2 separate regions of the Mus musculus genome follow, and region 2 is linked to region 1. A link is a loop called in an ENCODE intact Hi-C map of the cell type or tissue named here. Cell type or tissue: left cerebral cortex. All regions are shown on one strand. Each heading gives the region's core, and the rest is flanking DNA. Links, peaks and the distances in the headings are about the cores only.

The links. Peaks named below come from ENCODE experiments on the same cell type or tissue, not always from the same donor. Only the 100,000 strongest peaks of a DNase experiment are listed, where the experiment ranks them.
Region 2: a loop joins it to region 1, with 2.7 times the contacts of the local background. A loop is called at or near these places in 17 of 42 quality-filtered maps.

What each region holds. Positions count from the first base shown.
Region 1 is chr1:133,795,279-133,803,605 of GRCm38, reverse strand. It overlaps a transcript of Atp2b4 not described here. Among named protein-coding and RNA genes, the nearest start is that of Gm28441, 36 kb to the left of the region's middle. In left cerebral cortex, for the core only: no CTCF peak of the experiment used is centred there; DNase peaks (open chromatin) are centred at 1,688, 2,516 and 3,677; H3K4me3 peaks cover 3,489 bases; H3K27ac peaks cover 1,633 bases.
Region 2 is chr1:133,879,331-133,887,657 of GRCm38, reverse strand. Gm31515 (a long non-coding RNA gene) reads right to left here. Exons shown (of 3, transcript XR_878539.1): 2 at 8,285-8,327. Among named protein-coding and RNA genes, the nearest start is that of Optc, 24 kb to the left of the region's middle. In left cerebral cortex, for the core only: no CTCF peak of the experiment used is centred there; DNase peaks (open chromatin) are centred at 480, 938 and 3,340; H3K4me3 peaks cover 263 bases; H3K27ac peaks cover 2,716 bases.

The sequences.
Region 1 (8,327 bases), core at 142-8,141:
GTTAGGCAATGCCTCCACTTCTACCATGGCTGAAAGCTGGAAAAATCCTCGCATACATTTAAAGAGACCAGCTTTCTCATGATAAAGATGCAGCTGACACTCACTTGGGCACTGAAATGTCACAAGGCTGCTATCCAGCAGGGAACCTGACAAGCTATTAGCTCTGAGTCTGTCCAGCTGTCTCCCCTCCCTCTCCTTTCCAGTCTACCCAATGACTGATGACTGACAGGAGGTCCTGGAGTTGACACTCTGGTATGGCCTACTGCAGAGGCACCCTCCTGTCTTCCAGTGGAATGCCTAGGGATAGGAGGGAGACCAGAGGTGTTGGAGGTATGGGGACATATGAAAACAATGTCACCTTTAGTGTCTTCTAAGTGCTTCAAGGGGAAGAGCTAAAACCCCAGGGGGACATCTTAGGAAGTAATGCTTGCTTTCTTTCCGCAGAGCAAATCTCTCCTTACCTTGCCGGGGTGGGCTTGTGACTGGGCCTGGCTAAGGAGAAAAGGCACCATTGCAGGCAGGGGCTTATTCTGGATCTTGTTTCCACGTTAGACAGGTGGCAGATAATCTTGGCTACAGAGAGGAACTCCTGAGTTCTGAGCCAAGCTGCTCCAAATAATTTCCTTTAGTTTTGCTTGTTTAACTTCTCCCTAGCTCAGAAATAGGAGGTAGATCAGTTACTGGGAAACAGTTAGGTGTGGTCACACGTGCTTAAGATCCCAGTAAGTAGGCAGTAGAGATAGGAAGATGGAGGCCAGCCTCAGCTACATAATGAGTTTGAGGCCAGCCTGGGCTACATGAGTCTCAAAACACAAAACAGACAAAATGAAGTCAATAGCATTAAGAACTTAGAGGGGGTGGGGTGGGGTGGGGTGGAAAGATGGCTCAGAGGTTAAGAGCACTGACTGCTCTTCCAGAGGTCCTGAGTTCAAATCCCAGCAACCACATGGTGGCTCACAACTATCTGTAATGAGATTGGATGCATTCTTCTACTGTGTGTCTGAAAATAGCTACAGTGTATCCATATAAATAAAAAAATAAAGTCTTTCAGAAGAAGAAGGAGGGGGGAGAAGGAGAGGGAGACAGAGACGGAGATGGAGACAAAGATGAAGAAGAAGAAGAGGAAAAAGAAGAAAAACGGACGGGATTACAGGAAGTTGGAAAAGATTTCTGGTCTTATTCACAGCTTTTCTTTCTTCCTGCACACAAGCTTCTGTGTCAGAGGGCAGGAACGAACAAAGAAGCACAGGTGTGATGTGACATATGGCGTTGGTTGCGAGTGTATGTTTGCTTGTTTGTTGGTGACACAATTTCATTTGCTGTGTAGTTATAGCTGGTCCAGTAGCCATCATGTAGCCCAGGCTGGCCTCAAACTCTTAACAGTCTTCCTGCCTCAGCCTTCTGACTGCTAGGAGGAGTACTCCATAATGCCTGGCTTAGCTGTGGGGGCCTTTTTGAAGCTTGATGAATAGGTTTGAAGCTATGATAATCCCGTTCTCCACTATAACCTGTGAGGTTACGTTAGCCTGCCTTTCATAAGCATATATATAAACAGGAGTGAGTGTGCCTGCCGAGGTGGGTGTGGGAATGTATCAGTCAATGAAGATATGTTGTGTGAGCCAGCTGATGGTGCATGTTAGTACTTGAAAGGCATAAGGTTCCATGCAAAAGCTATGGGTGATACTGTTGCACAATGCTGGCAGGTGGGTGGCACGGGGGTGTGGTTAACAGTTTATAGGCTATGTCTAAGTGGGTATGAATGTCTCAGTGCATACAGTCTAGGATGGAAATGTGTGACATAGTGTGCTACAGTGGGGAGGAAAAGCTCGTGGGCACTGGAATGGGTCTGACCTGCCCTTGAATCCTAGCTGTCATTAACCAGATTAACTTTGGGCAAGTCACTCAATCTTTTAAGTTCCCCAACCATGAAATAAGGACTAAGTAATGAGACTGCCAGGACAACTAGAAACAATATTGTAGATGCAAAAGTTTGGGTGTGCAACCAATACATAGGCAAGAAGCTGGTCTGTACCCTGTGGCCATGCCTTTGGTTGGGTACACAGGCAAGAGAGAGCAGTCTGTGATCTGTGTGTGAAAGGGTGTGGAGGCACTCTGAGCAATAGTCTGCCAGTGAACTCCCAGTTCAGACGGGGTCAGTAGGGCGAATGCCCACAGCTTCCTCAGGTTTCTGGGGCCTGGGTCTAATTCAGTCAGAGATCGAGAGACCTGGAGGAGCTGCAGGAAGCAGAAAGGCTTGCAGACACTTCCTTTATTTCCCCTCCACATAGCAACGGTTGAAGACCGCTGCCCACATCCACTCCCACCTCCACCCACACACAGTCCTGCTCTGCTCCTGTCAACAAGTAAGAAACAGCGCAGGAGGAAAGCCAAGAAGATAGAGGATTCCCCATAGCCTTCCCCATTCCGCCTTAAGACCCGAACGTGTAGCATCATCCCGCCGCGCCTTGTACTTGGGCCACCTTAAGAGCTGAGCAATGCTCTGGCCTTTCGCCAAGCCCCACCCCCGCTGGCTCGCGCTCCGCCCCTTTCTCCTCCTGCTCTGCTGGGGGAGAGAGCTGGGGAGCCCCAGTCTGGCCGGAGTTGGCTGGAGCTGTTGCCATGACAAGCATTTTCTTAAGACAGCTCTGCTGTTGAGACTGTCCTAGGCTGGGGGGTGGGGTGGGGGCACGAACTTCTTGGGGGTCCATCCCTCCGAAGACAGCGAGATCAGACACCCGCCCAGCTCCCTGCACCCATTTTCTCCCAGGGACGGTCCTTCGCGTGGAAAGGTTGGGGAAGAAGACCCAGCCCACTCCCCCCAGCTGAAAGGCCAGAGCGCAAAGCCAGCATCACTAGGTGGTTTGCCACACTGGGGAGAGCGGTGGGTGGCCACCCCACCCTACTCGGTCCATGGAAACACGGAGGGACGGTCCCGCTCGGAGACACCTGGATCTTTGCTAGAAAGAGAGGTAGGCTTGAAGAGAATGAATTGGCTCGGGGTTTGCAAACTTTGTTTCTTTCTTGCCTCTCAACGGCTTTTCAAAGATCCCGAATTTCCTCAAGCTAGCAAATTCTGGGAGGGGTGGAATGTCAGAATGGGAGAGAGAGGTGTGTGTGTGTGTGGAGGAAGATGGAGAGTGATTTCTTCAACATTATATTTCTTCCCTGGGTTCCGAAGAATTAATCAAACAAGTGATTTTTTTTTTTTTTGCGTTTTCCTCTGGATCGTGGGATTGGGGGGGGGGGCGGGAATGGAGGGAGTGCCTATTTCGCACCCAAATTAAGCTCTTGGAAGAAGTATTTATTCCAGCCGACCTCCCTCCCCGCTCCTGCCCTCCCCCTCCCCCTTGGCTTGGGAACCAGCCGCAGAATGGAAAACTGTTGCGGAAAAAAAATATTTTCCGCGTCTGTTCCCTTTCTCGAAAGCCCCAAAGAGAGATAGGGGAGCGAAACAGATCCAAATAAATCTTAAGCGGGAAGGAAGGCCTTGGGGGCCAGGGAGGGGGCACCCTGGGGCCATGGTGGAGATGGGCTAGGAGAAGTTGGAGGGTGGGAACCAGGAGTACACAAATTCAATTTCTTTGGCTTTGCATAGAAACCTCAGCAGTTTCTCTCTGAGGCTTACAAAACATCCTCAGACTTTGACGTCTATAATTAGCTGTGGAAAAAGCTGGGAGTTCCCTCGCACTGCTGTTGTTTGAGTGAGTGTAAGCGTCCAGAACCAACTGTATGAGTGTCTCTGAGGGCACCGCCCCACGCATCTCTGCGTCTATAGGGAATGCAGGAGAAGGGACTTGAAAAGTTTTCAGTTTCAAGCCCCAGGCTGTGGGGCTTGTTGGCTTGGGCCGCTGACCCTTGAGAGGGTCCTTGAACAGGTCCCATAAGAGGTTACCATTAAGGCTGAGATTGCCTCCCACCCTTTCCTCTCTCCCTGTCTTGGACCTGGGGGCCACTTGACATCTTTTCCCAAGATGAGTTGAACCCTGCTCTCTGGTCCACCCTAGAAAGAGTGCCTCCTTGCTTCTTTTCCAGCTGGGTGGAAGAGATGGAAGGACACCCCCCCCCCCATTCCCCGATAAATCCTGGGAGCAGAGACAGGCAGCCCTGGCTAGAGCCTCCTCCTTCCAGGGCACTCCTACAGGACTCACAATCCCCTCCAGACCCCGTGCCAGCATGTGCTGGCCAGGGAGGGTGGGTTCTGTGTCAGATGGAGAATCAGGCAGTCACTGTGATACCAAGAGGGGAGAGGGGACTGAAGGGAGGGAAAAGAAGTCCCTATTCTGCAGACCAACTATCTCCTCCTCCAGTTGGGGTGTCTGGCAGGGAGTCTTCAGATCCACCTGCTCTCCCCCCCCAGCTCCTCCTATTCCTGGTTCTTCCTAACTAGAGACCCTTTCCTGTAACCCCACCCCCACCCCCTTGCTCTGGGTCCTCCTTATCTGGAAGGGAGAAGACCAGGGTTGTTCCAGGCAGGGATCAGCATGGAAAGGGGCCTAGGGGAAAGGGGAGATTTCACAAGAGGGCCCTATGAATCAGGCAAGCTAGCTAAGCCAGCTACCTGTCTGGGTTATGAGAAAAAGCCTTGCAGAGACCCTGGGAAAGAGACAGAGGCTAGGAGAGTTTAAGGGTAACCAGGAAAGCCTCAAGAGTACGCCTTCATTTGGAGTGTTTGGTGATGGCTCAGACTGTACCTCTCTGCCACTGTAACCTAATTGTATTTCCAGCCCCAGGAAGAATTGATGTCCTTATTCTATAGGAAGGGGAGGAGAGAATCCTGGGGGCAGACACTGGTAGACAAGGATGGCTGCTTCCTGAAATGCCTGCTTAGATAAGCGCACTAGGGCACCTGCTCTAGTGGTCTTGTGTCCTGCCTCTAGGGCAGCTGTGGTGACTGCTTTTCAGGCCAGCTGTTGCTCCCAGCTGTGCAACCGGGAGGGGCTGGGAATATTGATTCAGAATTTGGGCCCCCTCACCTCTAGCTGCCTCTGTGGCCCGCCCTATTGTCAGCCTGTCAGCAGCTGGCTCCACCCTCCTGCCTGGTTCTGCCCTCTGAGTACTCCCTCAGGAGAAAGGGCTTAGAAGGAGTAGAGGCTTCTGGCCTTCCAGTCCCTGCCGGTCCCTCATTCCCTTCCCCTTCCATTTTCCATCTCTGTGTCCCTGGATCCAAGGTCAAGTTGAAGGAGCTTAGTTTGTCTCACCCCTCACATTCCCAGCTTCTAGCACAGTGCTGAGACATACAGAGGCACTCAGTCAACACTTGTGAGAAGAAAAGGGCAGCTTAATTTCTTAAAAAACATCTGGGAGGGAGGGTGCATCTGGAGGTCAGAGGACAATGTGTTCTCTTCTGTATGATGTGGGTCCAGGGCACCCACACTCAGGTCAGGAGAGGCTTCGAGGGAGGGGACCTTATCTACAGGTCCATCTTGCTAGTCCCGAGGGGTGGAGTGTTAGCATGCGGAGAGTCAGTTGCATGCGAGGTATCAGAAGGGGCCCCTGGTTTGCCCTCTGTTCTATAGCTTCTCCTTGTTCTGGGAACCCTGCTCACTACCGAGACAGTGGGAAGGAGTGGCTGAGTCAGATTTGTCACACAGCTATGGTCTTTGATGTCTGAAGAGAGTCAGAAAGAGGGTACTAAGTGAGCACACACATCCCACCCCACCCCCCTTGCACCCCTGAACTAGAAGAGTCAGAATCTACCCAAGGCTTGCTGCTGGGTAGAGTAAGGTCCCTGAGCAGGAACAGCAGGGGCCTGACTTATGTCACACTCTCAGTTTCTATAAGATCTAGAGAGGAAGGGGGACCTAGGCTAGCTCTTCCCCAGCCTTGCCTGTCAGCAGCTCAGACTGCCAGCTGAGACTACTAAGTTGACTCCTCTCGGTACCCATGGTTCTTTGCTCTTTATTCAGTGTTCTGGGCCTCAGGACCACCCCTCCCCCCACCCCTCATTAAGATCTACCAAACTTTGAAAGGAGATGGAGAGTTTGTTTATTTGGGGTGCCTAGGAGCCCAAGAAGCTTGATACTACCTTACAGGTGATGGGCCCCACCCTGAGCCTGCCCTTTCCTAGAAGGGTATCTGCCAGGCCATCTGTGTTCCTTCCCTGCAAGTGCCTCCCAGAGATGCCACCCACCCAGCCCATTGCCTGATCCTCTCATCCATCCCCCTTTCCAGGAGAAGTAGGATGAAGAGGATAGGGTGGGGCAGGTACTCTCTAGGTGCATTCTTACTGGACTAACAGCATTTCTCCACTCTTTTCCCCCTCTAGAAAATAGATGGTATACACGTCATTCTAAATTGACACAGGATCATACATATTTTTGTTCTATTCAAATATAGACTATTTATCATTTCCTTGCGGTGGGGAAGAAAAGAGCAATTCAAAGGTGATTTCTTGTACATGAACAGCACACTATCATTTTCTCCAGTCCTATCATTCGAATAGAACAACAGAACATATTTACTCCTCTCTAACTCCAGCTAGGAGGTGTCCATCATCCTGTCTTCATCCTTCTCTCCCCACCCCCCAAACCTGGCAACCACCATTCCATCTCAACTCTGTAAAATCAGCTTTTCCAGATTCCACACGGGGCCATCTGTATCTGTCTCGCCATGCCTGGTTTCGCTTAACATGAGGGGCCTCGAGTTCCTTCTGTGTTGTTGCAAATACAAATGACAGGTTGCTGTTCTTTCATGGCTGAACACTCTAGTATATTAGTGCCCTGTTTTCTTTACCAGTCCATCAACTGATGGGTACTCGGGTTGTTTTGATCTCCTCCCTGTTGTGAATGGTGCTGCAATAGACAGAGCCGGCAGATGTCTCTGTGTTGATTTCGTTTCCTTCACATGCATACCTAGCAGTGCGATTGCTGGGTCGCATGGCGGTTCCATTTCTAATTCTGTTTGTGCGGTGCTGGGAATCGAACCTATGGCCTCTTGCATGCCAAGCAAGTGCTCAACTCCAGCTTGAGGAACCTGAGTGATGTTTTCCATAATGACTAAATCGTTTCCCCATTTCTCAGGGCATACAAGTGAGCGTGCCCTGGGGTTAGAGTCCAGGAGAGCTGTGTGGAATGTCTTATACTCTGTTTCCTCTCCCAGCATCTCTTTGACTCCTCTTTTCCTACCACGAGCTGCTCTTGTTCCACTGACTTATTTCTTTTGCACGTGTAAAAGCAGGAATGGACCTACTTAGAGTCAGAGCCAATGGCTTCTGCTCAGGGAAGTGTCTGTTGGTCAGTGTGGAGCAGGGAGAGAGAGAGAGAACTGAGGAAAAGGGGGCTGAGAACCGAGGACCTGGGTTCTGCCCTCTCTCCCACCACCGGCTCGTTCACTCCTCCCTTTTCTCCTGGTTTACCAAGTTTCACACGTGAATTTGGGAAAGTTTCATACACAGTTTGGGAAAATGGCCTGGAATGGCATCCTTGAAGCCATCCTCTTCCTGCCTTCCTGCCATTGCCCAGGGCACGCCCTGGGGCTGAGAAGGTGTGCTTGCTGCTAGACAGGTCCCGGACTCTGGCTGGGCTCCCAGTGCTCAGCTCAGGGCACTCACTGTGAGGTCTGGCTCATTTGTAGACTCTGTGTCAGGAGTGCAAAGCAGTACAACTCCGACAGGGGATGCTGGCAATATCCAACAGGCTACACATGCATTTACACGGAGCCCGAGTCTTATCCCAAAGATGCTTGTCCACAAATAAGGGAAGATGTGTGTGTAAGGTGAGTCGAGGTGCATTTGTAATGGAACCATCTTTCTACCCATTCATAAGAATGTAACTAAAGCTGGATATGGTGGTGTACGCTTATAGTCCCAGACCTTGCAAGCTTAAGGCAAGAGGAGTGCTGTGAATTAGAGGCCAGCCTGAGATACATAGGAAAACCTTGTCTCAAAAAAGAGAAAGGTGTGTGTGTGTGTGTGTGTGTGTGTGCATATGTGTATATTTGGGTATATACACATGTACCCAAATAATAAATCAGAAAGAATAAATGGTTTCCTATAGGAGGCAGATGAGGTGACAGGATGGGAGTGAGACTTCTTCTCCATTTGCAAAAGGGCAGATGAGGATCTATGCCCGGAACTTAGTTGTCTAAACAGCAAGTTCTGAGTGTGGAAAGAGACAGAGAAGAACGTGATGGAGAAGGGGAGGAAGCGCGGGATTCCTTGCTTCTTTGTCTGCATTTAAAACCAAAACAACATCCAGTGCCTGGATTTTTACTTACTTGTGTATTTTTCTTGCATGCATATGTGTGTACAAGATGTGCGTGGCGAGGGTGCATACCTGAGGGCGTGGTCAGAGAACAACATTGTAGAGTCCAAGGATAGGATTCAACAG
Region 2 (8,327 bases), core at 234-8,233, 84 kb before region 1:
CCCAGGGGTGAAGGCTGTATGGCTCAGGTCCAGCTACCTCAAAGGGACATCCACTGGGGCCAGGGACTCTCAGCCACCCCCAGAAGCTTCTGTTCAGGTGCCAGGATAAGGCACAGGAAAGTAAAGGAAGGGACAAGTGCCCACACAAACACCTCCCCAAGGAAGCAGTCTGTGGGGGCCATGGATGAAGTAGCCTCAAAATACAGAAGAACCCCTTTCCCACCCAGTGACTGTGGTACCCAGAGGAACCAAGGTTCCAGTCCCTCTCTCCTTCCCACCCTACAGCTCCAGGGCAAGAGCAGTCCTCTGCCCTGTGGGGCCCCTGCGGCTTCCTCTTCTCCCCTCCGGCCTGGAGATAGTTTTTTAACAGGCAGCCTGCTTTCTCATGCGCAATAAATGCCTCCCAGCAGAACCTGCTGCGCGCCTTTCCCACGTCAGTAATCAGCATACAGAACAAGCAGGCGAGTTCCCTCGCTCCCCCTCCCTCCCATCTCTCTCCTCTCTTTTTGCTTTTCCTCCTCCAGCCTTCTTCCCACCAATCAGAGTCTCTGCCACCTCCTGGGAAGCTGGGAAGGTTTATCATCAGACCAAGGTTGTCATAAGGAAAACAGGTTTATTTTCTTCGCTTTGAGAAGGTGCTGACGGGAAGACTGGGGAGGGTGTTCATGCCCCCCCTCCATGCCCGGACCCCAGTGCCTGAATCTGATGCTATCTTCTAGCTCATCTCCAAGTTGCCCCTCCGACCCACCTGCGTGGTCCTTATTTATGAATATTGGTGTCCCCCCAACCTGTCACTCCAAATCCTTTCCTCATTCTTAGCCTTTCACGTTCGTTCAGGACTTGGGAGTCATTCTGTGCCGGGAATCCTGGAGCTGAGGATATGAGACACAAGGGGAGGGATGTGCCACAGAGGCATGAATAAACCATTAAGATACAATGTGGTAACTGAGGCGACAGAGGCTCTCACGGCAGCAGCAGCACCCAGGGGAGCAGCTAGTCCGTGTGGGCGGAGAGATGAGAGATGGTATCCTGAAGGGAAGAGAACCCAGGGCAGAGTGCTCTGAAACAGGATGGCACTCCTGACCCAGGGTTGTGCAACCAGAGAGCCCAGCAGGGTGTGGGGCACAGCCAGAGCCAAGCTGGAGGTGTGGGGATATGGCCAGGGGCAGGCAGAACACAGGACAAAGACTCTGGTGAGCTTTGTGAGGTTGGCATCTGGTCAGGTGGGGATTTGGGAAATTCTGGAAAAGTAGAGTTAAAGAGAACTCGTCACTATAGTTGGCTGTACTAAGTGGCCAGGAGGCCTGCCCTGTGGGACAGAGCAATGGCAGCAAGATTAGCCTACACAAGGGGTAGCAGGTACTCCAAGAACTGTCAAGGTTTCACAGAGGTGGGGTTCTTCGGCAGCAGAGTCAGCTGACTTCAGGGAAGGATGGGGGGGTCAGAGGCAGAAATACCCTGTGGGAAGAGCATGTGGCCAGAGACACGCGGGAGATGCCACAGGGGTTTGTGAGCAGAAGAGAAACCTTGCAGGCAAGAACAGCTGGAGAACCTGGCCACCAGCTAGGGAGGAAGAGGGTGGCGGTGGCAGTGGCGGTGGCTGTGGCGGGTGGCGGCAGCCTTCTCCCAGCAGACCTTTGCAGACTGCCTGTGGTATGTATATGCTCAGCCCAGGGAGGGGCACACTATTAGAGGGTGTGGCCCTGTTAGAGTAGGTATGGCCTTGTGAGAGTAGGTGTGGCACTGTGAGGTGGCCTGGAAGTCAATATTCTGCTAGCAGCCTTCAGATGAAGATGTAGAACCCTCAGCTCCTCCTGCATCATGGCTGCCTGGATGCCGCCATATTACTGCATTGATGATAATGGGCTGAATCTCTGAACCTATAAGCCAGCCCCAGTTAAATGCTGTTCTTCTAAGAGTTGCCTTGGGCCGGGCAGTGGTGGCACACACCTTTAATCCCAGCACTTGGGAGGCAGAGGCAGGCAGATTTCTGAGTTCGAGGGCAGCCTGGTCTACAGAGTGAGTTCCAGGACAGCCAGGGCTACACAGAGAAACCCTGTCTTGAAAAGCAAAAAAAAAAAAAAGAAGAAAAAGAAAGAAAGAAAAAAGAGTTGCCTTGGTCATAGTGCCTGCTCACAGCAGTAAAACTCTACCTCAGACCATGGGAGAGGTGCTGCTCAGGTGCAGTCTGGGCTCACGGCTGCCCACCTAGTCCCCCATTCACTCATGTCTTGGGTCTTCCTAAGGACGAACCAGTCTTTATTCTGTCATCCATCAGAGTCATAGCAGCCACTCTACAGAGGGTCCACTGGATGGGGCTGGCCATCAGCTCTCTCTAACTGGGCTCTAACCAATAGAAGAGACAGAACCTTCATGCTCAGAGAACTCTGGATTTGATGTAGAGGGCATGCGTGAGAACCTTACACAGACACACGCACGCACGCACGCGCAGGTAACATCAACATAGGAATGGGCTCCATATGAAATGAATGCAGGAATGCATGCTAAAGGGACACCAGACAGGAGAGGCGCCTAGGATGGAGAGGCAGAGACACTTTCTGTGGTTCCTGAGCTGTGAGACCAATTGGGACGTGACATCCATAATTTATAGCCATCCATCCTGGAGGGCCTGGTGCTCTGACCCCTTCGGAAAACACTCTTTTCTCTGACAGCTGAGCCCTCTTCCTTGGAGGCCTGGGGCAGGAGGTTGGCTCTGTGAGATGGACTCCGGTGCCCTGTAACCAGATGATGGATGAGGAGGCAAGAGCTGTTGGGGTGGCAGAGGCCAGCGGGGAGCATCCGGGAGAGAAATATGGAAGCAGAGTAACCTAGAAACGAGAGGCTAGGGGGCTGGGTGAGCGAGGGAAGCTGGACACAGCTCTCTGCCGCCTCTCTTCAGCTGGGTCCTCTATTCTGTGACACATAATGATAGGGTACAGGTGAAAGGAACGGGAGAAAAATCGAGGGTCTGCAGAGTCGCCTTTCTCTCTCTTTGGAGCCATGGATTTAGAAAGCTCCCAGGCTCTTCTGAGGAGTAGGCCACTCACAGGCAGCTCCACTTCCTGTCTGGTGTCCCAGTGCCTCAGTAACAGCCCAGGTCCCAGCTCCAGGTTTCCATCCAACCTAGCTTTCTCCGACAGCACAGGCAGACACTGGGCCCAAGCAGCGAGCAGAGGTAAGGCCTGTCTCCTAGGATCCTGTCCTTTCAGAACTCCACCCCAAGGGCTCAAGGTAGAAAAAAATAACTGCAGCCAGCATCTCTGGGAGTCAGCCTGCAATTTCAGCTCACTGGCAGGCACAGGAGTCTGTAGGTGTGATGGGCAAGGCTTCAGCCTACTCTTCCCGGCCTGTGAATTCCATTTGTCCGTTCATTCCGTGTGCACACAGGACGTCAGGGAAGCTGACAGGTTAACATTGGCCTCCTCCTACTCACTCCTGTCAGCTGCTGGAAGCAGAGGAGCCGAGGAGCAGGAAGCCACAGGAGCTCCGCTTCTTACAAATCAGCTAACAGGGTGGGATGCTTGGTCCTCTGGTATTATTGGTCTCTCCTGCCCAACAAATGTCAGGAAAAGGGTAATCTGAATGCTTAATTACCAGTCTCTCTGAAAGTGGAACATGGGGCAGTTAAAATTATAGAGCATCTCAGATCTCAGGCCCACCTCCTGTACCCCCCGTAATTGTAAGCACGGGGCTTACATTAGTGGATCAAATATGGACCCTGTCCCAGGAGCTTAGACTCTGGAGCAACGGTAGCAGGTGGTACTGTCAACAGTTAGAGACATATTCTGAGTAGAATAGACTGGAAGAGCTGGTAGAGAAGACAGCAAGCAAACTGGCCAAATGAGCCAGGCAGGGCCACCCCTTGCATATGGCTGCTTAGCAGAACAGGGAGAGGCCTTGCGTTGCCCAAAACACATCTGTAGAAAGGATAAGAGGATGCCCACAGTCAGTATGCTTCTGAAGGTGAGAAGCTGGAAGATGACTTCGATGAGGGTCTAGCCTCTTCTTCCTTCACAGGTGAGGCTCACTTCTCTAACACCTGTCCACTTTCGACTTGCTCCCCTGCCATACTCCGGATAGATGAGTTCTGCTCAAATCTGGGCATTCTCTGGGTCTCCATGGAGAAAAGCGGGGACTCCTCAACACCAGAGCTCTGGGGACTAGGACACGTGGTGATGGATGGGTCAGAGAGACCAGAGAACAGCTGCCCTTGGCTAATAGGGCGAGCACTGTCTGTTTTCCTTATCAGAGGCCCAGCCTGATCTCACTCAGCCCTCAGAGGCAGCCTGCTCAGAGTTCACCCTGCTTGCCCCTCTCCTCTCCCACTTTCTCCCATCCCACCCAGATCCAAGTCTTCAAGACCACCTGTCCAGCAAATGGGCTCTAGGAAGGCCAGGGAGGGAGGCATGACTGTAGGACCCAAGACCTTCGGAGGCCTCTTTGTACACTTCACACACCCACTGCCAGGCCTGCATCTATGCTATGGGGTGGTACTCTTCCTCCAAGGCCAAGAATCCAGAGGTCCTGAAGAGCAGTCCCTACATGGGCTTGGGCTTCCCCCTGGTCTTAGAAACCAAGGCTCTGCTCCAATTTCCAATTTCCTTGCTGGTTCCACTTAACCCTCCCTGGCTCCGAGTCAACCCTCTTGCTCCTGCTGGATAGACACCAACTAACACACATGTCACACCTGCTTCACCCAGTGGGAAACACAGAGACAACTGCCTTAGACGCAGTCCCTTCTAAGGTACAGCCTCACCTGGCTAACATGTGAAGAGTCTGGGTTTGAACTTTAGTCCTGCCAGTTAGTGAGTTATGTTCTTGTGGTTTATTTATATCTATAATGCGAGATACTATCCCTGTCTGGGCTGCCCCGGGATTAACCTTAAAGGTATGCACAGAGGACTTGCCTTGTTTGAAGAACAAAGTCCAACCAAAACAAACTATTGTCATTCTGCCACGTGATGAGCCTGTGAGGGCGCTGTGGGTTCTGAGAGGCCTCAGGGCAGCTCTGGAAATTGAGTTGCAGACCGTTCTCCTGGGGTCACCCCTCTCCTGAAAGTTTATCATCCCATGGGCCCCACCTCCAGCCATCTGAAATTCATTTCACTCCCATCCTAGCCCTGGTCAGAGTGTCACGGTTACATCCCAGCCAGGCTACAATGTCACCCTCCAGTGATCCTTCTGATCTCCATGGGGGGAGTGGGGGCGGGGGCAGGTTGGGAGGATGCCAGGTGACCGCTAAAGGGCACAGAAGCCTTCCAGGCATCAGAAGGATTGGTAGTTCATCAAGATTACCCAGCTCCAGCTAGAAGCACCTGCCGCCACTCAACCCCTGCAAAGAGAAGAGGCCTAGGAGGTCCCCAGTCCCCTCTTCTGACACCAGACAGAAGCAAGATGTATTTGAGTTTTGAGCGTCCTGTGGGACACCAGGACCCTAGGGACCTTGCCTGCCTGGCTGAAAAGGTCCCAGTGCCCTGCTCTGCACCTGTCCTGGGGCCCGCAGAAGGTTGTGTTAACAACAATAGCTCCAAATTCCTATTAAAACGCTAGAGCAGGGAGAGCCAGTAACCATTGGCAGCTGAACCTCTAATAAGTATAATCATCACCATTAAGGGAAGAGTGGGGGAGGGAGGGAGCGGGGCTGGTAATACAGTGATTATATTAATCTGCCTCCGTGGCATGCCTTTGCCTCTGAGCCCACCAGGAGCACACAGGCCGCCAGCGAAGGCAGGCAGCCTGGCAGCACCCATGCTCCCACCTCTGTAGTTCTACAGCCCCTACAATTGCCTCATCTATCAGTGGGAACAAAAGTTTCCCTGCTGGGTGGGAGGAGGTGAAGGAGATCTTAGTGGGGAGGAGAGGCCAGTGAGAACTTAGGTAAGGGGGAGGTAACTGTAGAGCCCCAGTCTGGGCTTCAAGACTTTTTCACTGTGTGAGCCTCATGAAGCCAATAGTTTACAGACCCTCTCTTATAAACAACTTCCACTGCATGTGCCGCTGCGCTAAGCCACTGGTTCAGAACCTTCCTAATGCTGTGACCCCTTATGTTGTAGTGACCCTCAACCATAAAATTATTTTTGTAGAATCCTAATGTAGATATCTGTGTTTTCTGATGGTCTTAGGTGACCTCTGTGAAAGGGTCGTTTGACCCCCAAAGGGTCACGACCCACAGGCTAAGAACTGCTCTAAGCACTTTGCAGTTCCTTTCATTCTTGCTGAGACTCTGAAGGCAGGTGAGAAACCGAGTCACAGAGGTGGCTAAATAATTTGCCCAAAGTAAGTCCTTGCAGGGCAGATCCCCATCTGGATTAAGTACCTCCCTGCACTGCCTTACTCTTAGCCCTGCTTTGACATTGCCTCTGAAACCCTAAACCTAGCCCATAGCAGACCCAGATGAACAGGACTGACTAGGGAAAGTCCTGGCCCAGGACTCCTTTCTCACACCCAGTCCCTCCCAAGTATATTTGGCTCCTTCCCCTTTCTTGTATTTGAGTCCCTTACCGAACCTGAAGATATTTTTCAGCAGTTCTTTTGCCTTTCACTTGCTACAGAGAGACCGGCTCTTGCGATGTTGCCTAGGCGAGCCCGGAAATCACTATGTAGCCTGGGCTCTCCTCAAACTTCTAGGTGATCTTCCTGTCTCAGCTTTCGAAATGCCAGAATCACAGGAGTAAGCTACCAAACCTTGCTTAACATGCAGCGTTGACAAGCATGAAGGAGGCCCTAGCCTGGAGACAGCATCTCTCTTGCCCACTTGCACTAAATCTTAATCATGGACAATGCTCTCCTTGTAGTGGTGAGGACGTGATTCCAACCCAGTGAGCCTCTCTCGTGACAAACTTAGATAATTGACTCGTTTGTCCAGTGGCTCTCAAAGGCCTAAAAATAACTGAACTGGTTTCCTCAGCTACTCCCTGCCAGAAGAGTTCTCTTGGGCATAGGGACAAATCTGAAGAAAAGTTTGTTAGAAAAGGGCGCTACCCACACCATCCACACAGGACCCAGCCACCTGTCCATCAGAGAAACCCAGCCTCAGCATGCAAAATCCAGGCACATAGATACCTGTCTGTGTTATCTCAGGCAAATCAGTGGAATCTATGGGACTATAAGTCCCAGTTCAGACCAACACTCGAAGGATAGATAATACCTAGACGTGTGGGTGTGTGTGTGTGTGTGTGTGTGTACTCTTATTTACTTGCTTCATGACATAAATGAAGCATATTATTCTCGTTTCAGTCATATCTCCTATCCCACACTCCAGATGAATTCTAGTTAAATGAATTAAATTTTAGAAAAGGGAATTTTTAAAAAATATTTTAGACTTCTCCAGCACTCATATCCCCCCCCCCCATACCCACAGGCTCAGGGGCTGCCAGACAAACAACCCTTTACTGCTCAGTTTGACACTCACAGCCCAGGGTATATATAGTTCTTCAGCTGTGTAAAATACACACAGCATGCATTTTGCTACTTTTGTTTTGTTTTGAAACAAGGCTTTGCACTATGGTCTAGCCTCAGGCTCCCGATCTCCTGCCTCCGCCTCTGGAACTCCAGACCCTTTGTTTTTAGGTTTTCATGTGTACAGTTGGCATCGTTTGCATCGTCAAGGTAATTCATGTTGTGTGAGCATCACCATTGCCCTCTTCCAGAATTCCGTATCTACTCAACTGTATCAGCTTGGCCCTCTTCCTCTGGTCCCTTTTTTCTCTCTGTCTGTCTGAATTTGATGGCTCCAGGTACCTCATAAGCTTAAGAAGGCAACTCTCTTGTTAATCATCATTTCTCTTGTTAGGGTTGAACTTACAGGTTTTCCCACTCTTTTCTTATTATCTCTAACAAGGCAACAAACGTCCTTGTGCGACTCACTCTTTTATGTATGGAGGATACTTTCTTTGGGTTTAATCGTCATAATGAAGGATGCATTGGGCCAGGGATAGAGTGGAGAGGTGTAGCATTTAACTAGCAAGAGCTGTCTTGGCTCAGTCTCCAAAACTGGGGGAAAAAAGTCACCAGAAAAGAAATACATTTTAAAAAAAGAAAGAAAGAAAAGAAGAGAAATACATTAATATTTACACATTGTTCATGTATATTGTCTGTCAGTTAACCTAAGGAATTTTACCATTCATGTATTCAATCTGAAACATTATCTTAACAATGTATAAGAAGACCCATTCTTAATACCACCAGACTCTTCTAAGAGCATTGCTAATACATTAAACAGATCTATACGGCACTGCTAGACCAAAAGTGGGTTGTGGAATGGAGTTGGGTAGAAATCACTGACCTGAAGTAGAAGTCCGATCTATTTTCAGAGGCTGAGTAGAGGG